3 separate regions of the Mus musculus genome follow, and all the other regions are linked to region 2. The links are chromatin contacts, found by POLR2A ChIA-PET in ENCODE. All regions are on one chromosome and are shown on one strand. Each heading gives the region's core, a stretch centred on a gene start or an enhancer-like site at or near the end of the contact. The rest is flanking DNA. Distances are from core to core; before and after follow the strand shown. Region 1 holds the start of Ltbp3 (latent transforming growth factor beta binding protein 3). Region 2 holds the start of Mus81 (MUS81 structure-specific endonuclease subunit). Region 3 holds the start of Sipa1 (signal-induced proliferation associated gene 1).

Region 1 (3,093 bases), core at 171-2,670, 250 kb before region 2:
GTAGTGCCAGCAGCCCCAATGCCCCGGCCTGGCGCATCGCAGGGGCCAGGCCGTGGGCAGCCCCTCGGGGCCCGGGCATCCGGGGCCGCACGACCCTCGGAGATTGGAGGTCGAGCCCGAGCAGGGGATCGAGTGTTGGTAGCAGAGGGCAGAGCGGGGCGAGAAGCCAAGGGTAGGGAGGGGACAGCAGGAGCGGCCGGGATCCCCGTTGCGAGGGAGAGCGATGGAAGCTGCACTGAGGGTAGAGCGAAGAAACTTCCCTGGCCGGGAGAAACCCAGCCAGGCCCCGAACTGAGGCCGCAGCGAGGAGGCCGGAGCAAGTGGAGGCGGAGAGGAGGAGCGAGGGGAGAGGAAGGCCGGGCGGCCAGCCCGCTCCGCGCCTCCCCCTGGCCGGGCTCCTCTCCCGCGGCCGCCGGGAAGCAGGGAGCGCGCGGGGAGGACGCAGGGAGAAGTGAGCAGTTGTTTTCCCTGGCTGGAGCGCGCCGGCGGCGAGGGGGGCTGGGACGCTGGCCCGGGGCCAGGGAGACAATTTTTTTTTCTCCTCTCTCTTTTTCCTTCTGGTTCAAGCGTCTTTCGCTGCTGCCCGGAGAAGCGACGATGTGCGGCAGGGAGGGCGCCGGTTGGAGTGGGGGCAGCCCCCTAGGTGCCCGCCCCGCGCAGGAACCGACCTGGGTTCTTTCCAGAAGAATCCTCACCTGGGGACTCCGCCAGATTCCTCCGGGCGGGGTGCAGAGGCCTGTGCACACCTCCCCCGCCCAACTACTTTTCCACCTGGTCAAAATGGGGAAACCGAGGCAGATGGTCCTTGCTTGGAGGATCAGAGGTCTGTTAACTTTTGCCCATTGGCCTTTGTACATGTAGGGGTTCTCGAAGCCCTGAAGTCATGGGTCCTTATTCCTGGTCCTGTCTTCTCTCGAAGGAAAGGATTTAAGCAGGAGAGAGCACCTTCTGGCCAGGGTTTACTGGCCGGGGAGAACCCTGTGGCCTCAAGAAGAAGAGCAGAAAGAACAAAGCTAGAAACCTGGCTTCCCTGCCAATGTTCCCCCCCCCCCCCCCGCTCCTTAGAGGGCTTCCTGGTGCCCACCCTGCCACCTCCCCCCTTCCCCTCGTCTGGCCTGGCTGGCGGCGCTGGCTCTGGGCCTCAGACACTCTGGAATCGCCAAGGTCTGAGCTCAGGGCCTGGCCCCCTTCCCAGGCTAACAGCCGGAGAAGGGAGTGCTACTTGAGTGCTCAGGGGGCTGGGGAGAAGCCCAGCAGGGCCCTGGGGCAGGGGTTGACAGGGGGGTGGGGAAGGGTCTTGAATTTGCTCAAGGCTGTAGAAGAGCTAGACTTACTCACTGGTCTGAAAGGGGAGGCTGTGGTGTCCCGGATCTGGACAATACTGTGAGAACGTGCTAGGAAGCCCCAGGATCCAGTGTCTGACTCAAAAGAACTTAGTAGGGCTAAGGGTGACCAGGGTCAGAACCATGCCAAGTCTGGTTCATGCCAGGCCCTCTCCAGGGGAATCAGGGGGTGGTAATCTGATGGGAAGAGGGGGTTGGGCTCGGCTTTAGGCACACCTTTCCAAAGAGCTAATGGTGGTTTTTTTTGTTTTTTGGTTTTTTTTTTTTTTTTACTTTAAGGCTGAGTTTATTTGGGTAGCTTCGGAGGGACTGAGGGAGGCCATTTGATGAGTTCTGCTTGAATTGCTCAGTAGCTCAGGCGCTGCTCAGTACAGCCTACTGCTGCAATGCTGGCAGGGGGTGACCTCTGTGTCCCAAGAGGATTCCTTGCTGCTAGAATCTAGGAGGACTTGGGAGGGGGGACCCCTCCCCCTGCTCTAGTAACACTGTTGCAACAGTAACACTGAATACTTTCCACCTGGCAGGAGTGGTGCTGAGCGCTCTTACATTCATTTTTTCCTTTGAACTGGTGTAAACCTGACCCTCCCCTGTGCAGAGTAGGCAGAGGCTCACCTTGGAACAAGGCGCTGTCAAACAGTCCAGGCTTGGAATCTCGTGCTCTCCAAGCCTTGGAATTCTTGCCCATGGAATGAGATCTAGTCACCCAACTGTGAAACAAAAGGAGTGGTGGGCTGTGGGGGTCTGGGACAGCTTCCTTCAAACACGCTTTTCCATAGTGAAGGGAAGTAATGAGGGGAGCCTTGGGGCATGCTGGGAAGCCGAGAAAGGTGAAAAGGACTGCAATGAGTCTTGCAGAGTCAAGAGTGAGAAAACAAACAAACAAACAAACTTCCAAACCAAAAAAAAAAAAAAAACCGCTGTCCTTTCCAAGTCAGAGGAAAAGCCAGGCGAGCAACACGGTGGGAAGGGCAGAGGGCAGTGCAGCTGTGGTCTGAGTGGGTATGTAAGTCACTGTGAGGAATTTGGATCAGCGGGCACTGTATCAGGGCCGATGAGGATCTGCCCACCGCACACCTCTTGGAAGGATGTGGCTGTTTGATTTGGGACTGTGGAAAGTCGCGCCATTGTGAAGTAAATGATACAGAGAAGCAGGTGATGTGGTCTCAGGGTTTGGCTTCATCCCCTGGCAGGTGAGAGAAAAAGACAGGAGAGGGACACTATGGAGGTCCCTTTCAAGTCTTCTGAGCAGAGACACCTGAGCCCATGACAGACTGGAACATAGGCTCATTCCTGAGCACACAGGGAATGTTACTCTGTGGGAAAGGTGACTCAGTAGTTCACGAGAAGGGCCCACAGAAACAGGCAAGCTGCCATTCTTGTGCACCAGGGAGGAGAGATAGTTATCCCAGAGACCCAGTAGGGGCGTCAGAGTGACATGAAAGGAACTTGATGTGGAAAAGCCAAAAGGAACATTCTAGAAGGAGTATATGACCAGCAGCATGTGTTGCTGTGAGTGGGAGTGGAGACAACCCTTGTCTTGGGCTGCTGCAGGGACTCAGGGTCAGGAAGGAGCAATGAGTCCAGCTTAGATCGTCTGGCAGTGACTGTCCACAGATGTGATCTTTGGTAGACTCCTTAGGCTCTCAGGGCCTCAGCAAGGAGTGGCTGGTACCCTTCAGGCTGGTGAGTTAAGCAGGGTGGAGAGACTGTCTAGGAAAGACACCCCCTCCTGCTGTACTCACAGACTAAT
Region 2 (3,068 bases), core at 336-2,835:
GTGAAGAGTTGTGCACTAAAAATTTCCTTATGGCCGGGCATGGTGGCGCACACCTTTAATCCCAGCACTCGGGAGGCAGAGGCAGGCGGATTTCTGAGTGCGAGGCAAGCCTGGTCTACAAAGTGAGTTCCAGGACAGCCAGGGCTACACAGAGAAACCCTGTCTTGAAAAATCAAAAAACAAAACAAAACAAAACAAAACAAAAAAAAAACTTCTTTATGTTTCTTTTACGATACAGGAAAAGGAATACTTCAATTTAATTCCAGAGTTGATAGGTTTATGATCATTTTAGCACAAAGACTGAAGAGAATCTATATGAAAGCAAAAGTTTAAAATAAACTGGGGTGGGAACTCCAGGAGAATTTCTCTGACCTGAAACAATGACCATGGCCTTAGAAAAAAAGGGCAAAGTCGCAAACAACTCAGAGGCAAAGGAAACCGGGGCCCTTGACCTCCCCAAGCTGAATAAAGGGTGTAAAAGAGGAGCTTCCCCAGGAGCGAGGCAGCACGCAGAGGATGCCGGGGGTTGTAGTCAGGGGATTGTAGTCAGACTGCACCCGTGGGCTACACTGCGGGAGCTCCAGGTGACTGCACCCGTGGGCTACACTGCTGGAGCTCCAGGTGGAGGCCGAAGCTTGACCCCCTTCTCTCCCAAGGGCCCCTCCTAAGGAGAAGGCTGGCTCCACCTTTTTCGAGACTAGCAGTTTCCCAGAGCAACGGGGGGAGGGGCCACGCAGTTACCCTGGAGACGCACTCCTTCCGCCCCTGGTCGCGGGATGCCCTAGATGTCCTTATTAGGGCATAAGCCTCCAGAGGGCGTGCCCAGTCCAAGCGCCAGCTGCAGGCTCCTTATAAGGCTGCTTGAGGAAAGAGGCGGGTGCACAAAAGCTAGACTGAGAAGAGGGTCTGCGAATTGGGCTCCCGACGACTTCCGGAGTGACAGCGTGACAGCTGAAGACCGTGCGTTGTTCCAAACACTGAAGGGACCTCTATGTTCTATTGAGCCCTGTGTCCCTCAGCTTGAGACATCCCTGCCCCAGCAAGGTTCCCACCTTCATCCTCCCTGAGGCTCCTTCACTTTTAATGAGCCACAGAAGCGAAGTGTCTAACTAGCATCCCCGGGATCCAACCATGTGCCCACATTCGAACTCTCCACCTTCTAGGATACACCTCTTATTCCTCCTTGAAAGGGAGGAATTAAATACACATCTTCGCCATTCACCTAGCCTGAGTCTTCTGTGCACAAATATCCCCGACTTGGCACATTTCGAGATCTTTCTGCTTCTGCCTTAGCTTTATTTCATTCCTTGTACCCCTTTAAGATGTCCCTCCCACAAATATTCTTGGACTTGTGTCCGTCCCTCTCCTCCACTTTTCTTAAGCCCTCTTTTTCCCAGCCTCTTCTACGATAGTGAGCCTGAAATAGCCTTATGAGACCTTGAAGCAAGCCAAGTTCAGGTTTCTGAGTGTACCCCCACACCGGCCCTCCCAGTCACAGGGGGCGCTGTCCTCCTTTTTAACAGTCAGTACACAAAAAAAAAGAGTCTGCTCTCGAATTTTTGGGTGAGAGGAAAGGGTGGGTCAAAGCTCCATGGCCTGGGTGGGGCCTGTCCAAAAGGCTGGTGCCGGCGGGCGAATGGGGGCGGTTCTAAGGAAAGGCCGTGCAAACCGAGCTAGCCTCTTACTGCATAGTACATGGCGAAAGGAGGTCATTCCATGAGCTGGTGCCCTGCTAGGTTGGAGAGACCCTACCCTCAAACAAGTGTTCTTATACCAACTGAATTGTCGCGATCCTAGTCTCAGGGGTTTTTTGAGACTCTGAAGGAGCCAGTCTAGTTCTTATGGCGGAGCCGGTCCGCCTGGGCCGGAAGCGTCCGCTGCCCGTTTGCCCCAACCCGCTCTTCGTTCGTTGGCTGACCGAGTGGCGGGACGAGGCAGCCAGCAGGGGGCGCCACACGCGTTTCGTGTTTCAAAAGGTGAGTCCCAGCTGTTTCTGGTGACAGTGCTCTGGCAGAGTCAGGTGATCCGTGAATCCTAGTTTGATAAGCTCTCTTCTCCCTTGTGTTCGCCAGGCATTGCGCTCCCTCCAACGGTACCCGCTACCATTGCGCAGCGGGAAGGAAGCCAAGATACTCCAGCACTTCGGAGACAGGCTCTGCCGCATGCTGGACGAAAAGCTGAAGCAGCACCTAGCATCAGGCGGTGAGCACCTCAGGGAGTTGGTGTCTCCTAAATTTCTTAGGTGCAGGCTGTGTCTACTCTGGCTTCAAATTACCCCCTCACAACGTGGTTGCTGTTCGACCCACGACTAGTGATTGTTGATGCTCCCTAAGCCTCCTGGTTCTCAACGAACAGAGCTAGCCGCCTGAGATTGGTGGCATTGTGAAACAAGTCTGTAACCATTTAGGAGGTGGGGGTAGAAGACTCAGGCGTTCAAGAGCATTCTCAATTTCATAGTGAGTTCGAGGCTAGCCTGGGCTATCTGAGACTATCTCCAAAAAAAAAAAGTGACATGGGTAGGGCATGGTGATTTGTACTTTTAATCCCAACACCCAGAAGAAGCAGGGGCAAGAGAATCTTTGTGAGTTTGAGGTCAGCCAGGGCTTGACGCAGTGAGCCCCTGCTTCCAAACCAAAACCCCAATTCGGGGGAATCCAGCCCCTACTTCTGACCTCTTCTAGTATTGCATGCAAGTGATGCATAGACATACTCACAGGTGAAACACTCATACACATACAAGAAAACACAAAAACGTTTTAAAATATGACACTCAAATTCACACACTGAGCAACTCCATCTAAGCTCCTCCGGGCAGCCAGACTGTGTGCAGGACTAACTCTCTTCTGATCTCTATAGGTGACCATGCCCCCAGCTCACCATCTGGAAAGAAGGGAGCCAGCAAAGGGCCACCTGAGCAAGTCCAGGACTCTTCCATGCCAGTGAGGATTGGGAAAGGAAGTAGAAAGCTAAATGGGGGGAGGGGTCGTTGATTGTAGACTTCTTGGTTTGAGGGGTTGAACAGCCCTGGATCCAGCTCTTATTGATTGAGATTGGCTTGGGACAGTCTC
Region 3 (3,091 bases), core at 161-2,660, 180 kb before region 2:
GCCTGTCCCTGCTGAGGAACGCGAGAGCCCGGCTGCCCAGCCCTTGCTGGAGCATCAGTACTGAGGAGTCAGCCTGGCCTCTGCTGGATCGCATCCCGGGACTCAGTAACTCGGACTCTGCTGGACTACAGAACTGATTGGCTTTGGCTCTGGTGTCTGCACCCTGATATCTGGCTACTTCAGTGTCACAACTCAGTGACCTAGACTTCTCTCCCTGATCCGTGGCCTGGATCCCAAACTGAGGCAGCAGCCTCCTAGCCAGGCCCTAAGAGCCAAACCCATGGGCTGGTCCCTCATTGGAGCCCATGGCCAGGACTGACTTTGCCTCTGGGGCCTGCACTGCCCCCAAGGCTGGCCTCCTTAGCCTGGACCTGGGGCCCGATATGTGGCAAGGGTGGGTTCATTCGTTCTTTTGTCATTTTTCTTTCTTTTTTTTTCTGTGCTTCAGAGACACCAAATTAATAACACTATTTTTGATTTTGGTTGGCAGTTTTATTTTCTGTGGGACGAGGTGAGGTTGGTAGAGGTGCCGGAGGCAGGGAGGCTGAAGTCAGAAGAGTGTGAGGGATAAGGGGTCAGACTGCTGGGCTCCAGGCAGACATGAGGTGGGATGGGCTGCCTTCCTCACCTGCCTCTGCCTTTCTTTTTTTTTTTTTTTTTTTAATGGTTTAAGAGCTTTATTATAGAAATGCAGGGGGGAAGAGAAAAGGTAGAGAGAGAGAGTGTGTGGGGACGGGGAAGGCTAGAGAAGAAGAAAGAGAAAGGAGAGAAAAGACAAAGGGAAGAGGAGAAAGAAGTGAGAGGATAAAGGAGAGAGCTGAGCCTCTGCTTTTCAAGCAGTCCTCTATGCCCAGGTGGCTCACACATCCATCAGCCTTGATCTTGATCAAAGACTGCTCAACCTCATTTGTTCCAAGCTTAAAGAAAATAACAGGTGAATAGAAAGGATTCTATTTCGTTTTTGAGACAGGGGCTTACTATGTACTCCCTATGTACATCAGGCTGGCCTTGACCTCAGATCCACCTGCCTCTGCCTTCAGAGTGCTGGATTTAATGGTGTTCGCCATTGCATAAATGGTAGCCTGTGTAGATCAGTTATCTAGCTTGGCCCAGCCCTTAAAGAGTGAAATAGTTTCTGGCCCTAATACCTGCTGTCTGCTGAGCCACAGCAGGACACTAAGTGGCCTCTAGCGCTCCAATTGGTCTGGAAGGCAGGTACATTTGTTCCCATTTCTCGGTGAAGTCACTGACTGGGCTAGGACCGGGAGTTAAAAGAGCAGCTGAAGGCTGGGACAGAGAACTTCAGGCTGTCCGGGGCTGCCTAGGTTCCTGTCGGAGGTCCCCACCCACTGTGCTTCCCGCCTTAGACAGCTCCCGGGTAGTCCCGCCCCTCCACTACGTACCGCCTCCATCCTGGCCCCGCCCCCAGGCGGAGCGGAGGCGCCGGGAGCGGTGTGAGCAGGCAGCGGGACCTTGGTGCGGAAGGCAGCGGTGGCCAGCTTGAGCCCGAGAGGTACTGGCGGGATCAGGGATCGGGAGGCACCAGGTTCGGGCTGGATACCCAACAAAGTAGCCTGGACGTGAACCCTTGTAGTGTGGGGAGGAACGGGACTATTGGCTGCTTTCGCTACACGTACCCCACCCAACCTCCTGCCCCAGTCCAGCCCCGAGTCAGCACGTCCAGTGTTCTGTCTCCTGCTGGCAGCTCCCACTCCCTCCTCTGCATGAGCAGATTCAGAGCTCCACTGAGTGGATTCATTGGTTCTGGACTTTTCTCAGCAATGCTGGCAGCTGCTCCTGCTGCTGAGTGTGTGGGGCTCCCCCTATTCTGGGGCTCCCCTTTTCCCAGTGTGACCTCTTTCCCAGCCTTTGCAATCCTGAGTCTGGCCTGGGAGGAAACATCTGCAGCACTCCCTGGCAACAGAAATAGGGTCACGACCTCCAGATGTGCTGGGAAGCATCCAGCGCCTCCTCCTGGGGCAGCCAGGCCTTCCGGATCTGTGGGGGCGGGGCACCCCCCTTTTCCCCCCTCAGTGACACAGGCTGCAAGGAATGTCCTGGCCTCAATGGACCTTGTGTGAAGATGAGGGGTGGGGGGCAGAGCCCAAGTACACCCCTTAAGGCAGGGCCAGAACAAGAGGGAGCTCCTGGACTGGGCTGCACACATTCCCAGGGCTCCTCCCGGCACTGCGGCCTCAGTCTGTGCCCACAGCTTGGTCTATGGACCTGGGGCCTGCACAGTTCACACACGGACATAGTTGGCTTCACCTTTCAGTTTCCAAGGAGTCTTCAAAGAACTCATGAAGTGCAGCATCAGAGCTTATCCTAGAAGACAGACAGACAGACAGGAAGACCCTGAGGAGGTCTGCTCTTGTTTGGTTCTGGAGACCCAGCTGAGGGGCACCGTGGAGCTGCTCCCTGTCCCCTCCCAGCCTGGCCCCCTTGATGCCACTGGATGATGCAAAAAAAAGTACTAATGGAGGCCTGCCCCTGCCCCAGCTGTTGGCTCCATTCCTAGCTCACGCCGAGGTAGGCTCGGCCTTCTCACACCTTTTGCACCTGCCTAGTGTAGCTTCACCACATTTCCGCACTTAGTAGGTCCCTGGGGCCTTGGGTGTTTCAGCCTTACATCCTGTGAGACCTTGAGCCTCTCCCGTCTCCCCTCACAAGGCTGCCTTACTCCTACGCACACGGGCAGAGTAGGCAGGTGCAGCTCTGACAAGTCCAGAAGCAGCAGTTCTCAACCTGTGTGCTGGGACCCCTTTGAGGGTCGAGCAGTCCTTTCACAGGGGTCACACTTGAGATATTTATCTTCTTCTTCTTCTTCTTTTTGTTTTTCAAGACAGGGTTTCTCTGTGTAGCCCTGGCTATCCTGGAACTCACTCTGTAGACCAGGCTGGCCTTGAACTCGAAATCTGCCTGCCTCTGCCTCCCCGAGTGCTAGGATTAAAGGCGTGTGCCAACACTGCCCGGCTCATGTTATGATTCTTAAGGGCAGCAAAATTACAGTGGTGAAGTAGCAATGAAAATAATTTTCTGGCTGTGAGGTCACCACCGCATTAGGAACTGTATTAAAGCGTCACAGAGTTAA

Evidence for each region. ChIA-PET counts read pairs that join two places held with the same protein, here RNA polymerase II (POLR2A).
Region 1: POLR2A ChIA-PET joins it to region 2 with 20 read pairs in Patski. The contact joins the promoter of Ltbp3 here to the promoter of Mus81 in region 2. POLR2A ChIA-PET finds 5 or more read pairs at or near these places in 4 of 5 experiments (Patski and embryonic stem cell).
Region 3: POLR2A ChIA-PET joins it to region 2 with 11 read pairs in embryonic stem cell. The contact joins the promoter of Sipa1 here to the promoter of Mus81 in region 2. POLR2A ChIA-PET finds 5 or more read pairs at or near these places in 4 of 5 experiments (Patski and embryonic stem cell).

The regions. Positions count from the first base shown.
Region 1 is chr19:5,739,227-5,742,319 of GRCm38, reverse strand. It overlaps Ltbp3 (latent transforming growth factor beta binding protein 3), which reads right to left and starts at 1,420. Exons shown (of 28, transcript NM_008520.3): 1 at 1,335-1,420; 2 at 1-985. The coding sequence starts at 79.
Region 2 is chr19:5,486,896-5,489,963 of GRCm38, reverse strand. Mus81 (MUS81 structure-specific endonuclease subunit) reads left to right here and starts at 1,585. Exons shown (of 16, transcript NM_027877.4): 1 at 1,585-1,976; 2 at 2,073-2,202; 3 at 2,857-2,939. The coding sequence starts at 1,842.
Region 3 is chr19:5,662,026-5,665,116 of GRCm38, reverse strand. It overlaps Sipa1 (signal-induced proliferation associated gene 1), which reads left to right and starts at 1,410. Exons shown (of 17, transcript NM_001164480.1): 1 at 1,410-1,513. It overlaps Pcnx3 (pecanex homolog 3), which reads left to right. Exons shown (of 35, transcript NM_144868.3): 35 at 1-482. The coding sequence ends at 64.